Regions from separate parts of the Homo sapiens genome. Here region 2 is linked to region 1. A link is an interaction called in ENCODE POLR2A ChIA-PET data of the cell type or tissue named here. Cell type or tissue: Panc1. All regions are shown on one strand.

Region 1 (2,500 bases):
GAAATGGAGTTCCCCGAAGAAATTTCTGTGGCTTTCCGTGTTGTGTACCGACCTGCTTTAGGTGCGTTTCCAAAGCTGGGAACATGTTACTTCTGGATGGTAGGCTGAAAACTAGTCAGTGACATTAGCATCCAGTCGCAAACCCTGCCCAATTTCCAAATAGGCAGCTGATTACACAAGAGAAGCTACAAAGCCACAAGAGGACAAGTGAAAAAACTGCCAATACCTCCCCGGGCGCCCCCCAGCTCCCTCTTGACTTCAGAAAACCCTGCCAACCCAGCTTCTCCTCAGCTAAACAAGGTGGTCACGCCGAGGCCAGAGGTGCATCTGAGACAGGGAGGGCAGCGTATCTTCCCGCTTCTTCTTCCCAAGGTGCTGGCCCCATGCTTCCCTTTCCCTGAGAAAGGAGATGCTCGCCACAGGAAAGTGAAAGAAATGGGTATGGGAGCACGCGACGAAGTCGTCTCGGTAGGTGCCGATGGAAAAAGGTCAGGGGGTTGGGAAAGTGGGCCCTAAAGATTGAATTTAGGGTTCAGAGGAACCTGGTCTGGGGCAGGTGGTGAGGGGGTTTCCTAAGGGTAGGAGCGGGGAAGGAGAGCAGAAACTTCCCAGGAGGGCAGAGCGATGGATGCGACCGCCTTCGCGCCCCGGCCCGTCCCAAGCAGCACGGATGGCTGCGGCAGAGAAGCTCCAGCGAGGCAGGCGGCCACCGCACTTAAGTACAGAGGCCAAGCAGTGTGCGGGCAAGGGGACAAACTCGCTGCACCCGCCCGCCACCGCCTTCTGTGAGGGCCCGGGTAGTCTAGCAACCGAAAGCAGGAAGCGGAGAAAGGGCGGGGCGGTCGGGCGCTTCCGGGGAGCTAGGCCTCGCCCCCAAGGAGGGAGCGGGGACCCCGGGAAGGTCTGCAACATGTATGGCGGGCAGCGGCTTTCTTCCCCTCATACATCACAGCCCCAGCCTCGGAATCGAAACCGCATTGATGAGTACGATGCCAGTAGCCTTCAACATACTTCCAAGCTGGTTTGCTGTTGGCTTTAGATAACTGTTATGCATAATTTGCTCTAAGAGAGCTGCTGCTTCTCTCCTTTCACCTTAACATTCTCTCCACTGCACAGCTAGAAAGGAAAAATTACCTTCTACACTGCAAATCTTAAGAAACAGAGCTAACAAATTCAAATCACACATTTTGATTAGGTTTAAAAAAATCAATTATATGCATAGAAATTTACTCCAGGCCAGGCGCGGTGGCTCTCGCCTGTAATCCCAGAACTTTGGGAGGTCGAGAGTTGGAGACTAGCCTGACCAACATGGAAAAACCCCATCTCTACTAAAAATACAAAATTAGCTGGGTGTGGTGGCGCATGCCTGTAATCCCAGCTACTCGGGAGGCTGAGGCAGGAGAATCACTTGAACCTGGGAGGCGGAGGTTGCGGTGAGCCGAGATCGTGCCATTGCACTCCAGCCTGAGCAACAAGAGCGAAATTCTGTCTCCAGAAAAAAAAAAAACAAAAAACCAACAACAAAAAAATAAATATACTACAATAAAATTCAAACACGTGTCTTTGGTTAACTATATATGAATATAACCGTATCTGTTACTTTTATCAGTGGGGGGAAAAAAGCTATAAAGCACCTTTTTTTCTGAAATGTTAACCATATTACATCATTGCCAGGAATTAAGTAGGTAAAATATTATCTAATATGGCTATTAACCAATCTAGATATTATAGATAATATTAGACCCCAAAACTTTGATCACACAGCACCATCTGGGACTAGAAGCCTGTTTGTCTAAACTGGCCCCACCACTCCCCATTAAAGATCTCCTGCTCATTTTCTTGAAAGCTGTTGTTAAATGTTTGCACCTTGCATTGTATATGCTTAGAAAAAAAAACAAGTCCTGGTTACATAATCAGAATAACAGGAGTTGACGAGCAAAAGGATAACCCATCAGGATTATAAAAAAAGCTTTATTAGTGCATATATACAAATTTACAAGGTCAGAAACTGGAGAAATACAAAGAGCTTTAAAACACAATTTGCCGTTTCCTCAGTTTAAAGTGACTTTTACCTGATTGTGATACAACAGAAAGTACAGAACAGTAAACTGCTTTTTAAATACTGGAATTTTATGGAGAATACATTCACATAAAGAAAGGAGGTGAATTTTGTTTTGGAACAGGGTTAAGACAATGGAGACATTAATACATAGAGTGTCTTGTTGTATTTACTGCCACATACTTGAGGGGAAATTCTCAAAATCAAGGATATGAACACCTGCTGCTGCCTGTATGCCACCTAGTGTGCGAAACGACCGAGCTACCAGTTCTAGAACTTATGAGAACTACTCTAAAGAGTGTGGCCATCTATCAGCACGAGGTAAACCACTTAGACCTCAGCACTTCAGGGGTGGCCGACTAGAGAAAAGAGGCCAGAAAAAGCTTCAGACAATTCCAGTCAAGCAAGGTAGAATGCAGAGCTGCCTTCTGAATTGCACTT
Region 2 (2,500 bases), 420 kb after region 1:
AGGACAAATACTGGATGATTCCACTTACATGAGTACCTAGATTAGGCAACTTAATATTCTACAGAAATTAGAATAGAGGTTACCAGGGGCTGTTCAGAGGAGGGAGTGGGCATTATTGTTTAATGGCTACAGTTTATGCTGGGGATAATGACAGTGTTTTGGGTACAGGTAGTGGTGATAGTTACACAACATTGTGAATATTGATGATACCGAATTGTACACTGACAAATGGTTAAGATGATAAATATTATGGTATGTATGTTTTACCACAATAAAAATGAAAAGGAACAAATATCTCTATTTTTCTAACCCAACTGAATTCCTTTTCTCTCTGTGTCCACAGTCATACATTTTGCTTGTATACTGTAATTATTATACAAATACTTTTATTTTGTATTTGAATTTCTTTTTACTCAGTCTATACCACAACTTTCCCCTATAGTTAGCATGGCCTTCATATTTTTAGTGGCTAAAGAGTATTTCATCATGCAGCCAGATCACAGTGCCCACAGCCCTCCCCATGTTATTGAATATTTAGGTTGTTTCTAGGTTTTTATGTTTATAGACAAAGGCTGCCTTTCATGGGCTTTTGTCTGTGGAATCCCTTTGACATCAGGAATCTGCTGGTAGGAAACAAAGGCTCCTCCCAGTGGCTTCTCTGTAAGGAGAATCCACTTAAAATTAAAAAAAAAATTAATTTTGGAGTAGATAGTACGTAAACATGGCACAATTTTTTTTGTTTTTTGGACAAGGTGTTTGCAGTGAAAGCATTTCCCTTTTTTGTCCCCTACCTGCCCATTTCCTCTCCCTGGAGGTGACGTTTGTTGCCAGGTAAAGAGAGACAGGGTTGAAAGCCGCGGTAGAAAATAGGCCCAGCCTCCGCGGTTACTTCCGGGCCTCTATGTAGGCATCCCTGGTGCAGGTGGCTGAGTGGGCAGCGGGAGATGATCGGAGGATGGGCTCCTGTGGGAGATTCCATTTCTGACTCTGCTCTGAAGGTGCAGGGTGTGCCTGTTTTCTTCCCTTCCTCATCCGTCCTCAAATGCTGCAACTTAGTAAAGGTCAGCTCTCCATTTCAGTTTTCCTCTTTGGTATGTAAGGCTGTGTCACGGGAAGATGTTTCCTTCTGAGTGACTGATTTAAAAAACACAACAAAACAAAAAAACCTCTTTATTGAGATATAATATACATACCGAAAAGGGATGTATCCTCAGCACATAGCTTCATGAACTTTTACAAACTGAACACATCTTGTTACCAGCACCCATATAAAAAAACTGAATGTGATTTCCACTTCAGATGACCCCTTGAAGGGCTTTTTTTTTTTTTTTTTTTTTGAGATGGAGTTTCGCTCTTGTTGCCCAGGCTGGAGTGCGATGGCGCGATCTTGGCTCACTGCAACCTCTGCCTTCCGGGTTCAAGTGATTCTCCTGCCTCAGCCTCCCAAGTAGCTGGGACTACAGGCATGCACCACCACGCCCGGCTAATTTTGTACTTTTTTTGATAGAGACGGGGTTTCTCCATGCTGGTCAGGCTGGTCTCAAACTCCCGACTTCAGGTGATCCGCCTGCCTTGGCTGCCCAAAGTGCTGGGATTACAGGCGTGATCCACCGCGCCTGGCCTTTTTTTTTTTTTTTTTTTTTTTGAGACAGAGCCTCATTCTGTCGCCCAGGCTGGAGTGCAGTGGTGTGATATCGGCTCACTGCAACCTCTGCCTTCTGGGTTCAAGCGACTCTTGTGCCCCAGCCTCCCGAGTAGCTGGGATTACAGGCGTGTACCACCACACCCAACTAATTTTTGTATTTTTAGTAGAGATGGGTTTTCACCATGTTGGCCAGGCTAGTCTCGAACCTCTGACCTCAAGTGATCCATCTCGGCTTCCCAAAATGTTGGGATTACAGGCATGAGCCATTGCACCCAGCCTAAGGGCTCATTTTTAAGACAACAACAAAAAACTGGAGAACTGGTAAGATAAACTGGGAAGTTCATGTGCGTCACAGAAGAGCTGAAATTCTTGAGAGCACTGAGTGTGTGCATTTCTCAGCTCGATTTTGGAGTGTGCCTTTTGTGAACTCATTAGAAAGCGTAATGGCAAAAGAGCAGGTCCTCTCGACAGCACTTGGAGAGGAAGCTGGGCGTCATGATAGTAACAGTTTTCCCTTCTCCTTCCTTTCTTCTGAGCAGTTCCCAGTGCAGTGTTTGACATCCACGTGGTCTACGTCACCACCACGGAGATGTGGCTGGACTGGAAGAGCCCTGACGGTGCTTCCGAGTATGTCTACCATTTAGTCATAGAGTCCAAGCATGGCTCTAACCACACAAGCACGTATGACAAAGCGATTACTCTCCAGGGCCTGATTCCGGGCACCTTATATAACATCACCATCTCTCCAGAAGTGGACCACGTCTGGGGGGACCCCAACTCCACTGCACAGTACACACGTAAGTCTCTTAGGATGCCCTTCTAAGGAACAGCCTCTCTAACTGTCTCTTGGAGGAG

What was found. Peaks named below come from ENCODE experiments on the same cell type or tissue, not always from the same donor. Only the 100,000 strongest peaks of a DNase experiment are listed, where the experiment ranks them.
Region 2: POLR2A ChIA-PET joins it to region 1 with 9 read pairs; 4 of 35 experiments call an interaction of 5 or more read pairs at or near these places.

What each region holds. Positions count from the first base shown.
Region 1 is chr11:47,714,566-47,717,065 of GRCh38, forward strand. It overlaps AGBL2 (AGBL carboxypeptidase 2), which reads right to left and starts at 804. Exons shown (of 19, transcript NM_024783.4): 1 at 610-804; 2 at 53-185. The coding sequence starts at 85. FNBP4 (formin binding protein 4) reads right to left here. Exons shown (of 17, transcript NM_015308.5): 17 at 1,929-2,500. RefSeq lists an enhancer at 482-541. In Panc1, no CTCF peak of the experiment used is centred here; a DNase peak (open chromatin) is centred at 1,081; H3K4me3 peaks cover 1,302 bases; H3K27ac peaks cover 1,289 bases.
Region 2 is chr11:48,133,855-48,136,354 of GRCh38, forward strand. It overlaps PTPRJ (protein tyrosine phosphatase receptor type J), which reads left to right. Exons shown (of 25, transcript NM_002843.4): 9 at 2,185-2,442. Among named protein-coding and RNA genes, the nearest start is that of MIR3161, 38 kb to the left of the region's middle. In Panc1, no CTCF peak of the experiment used is centred here; no DNase peak of the experiment used is centred here.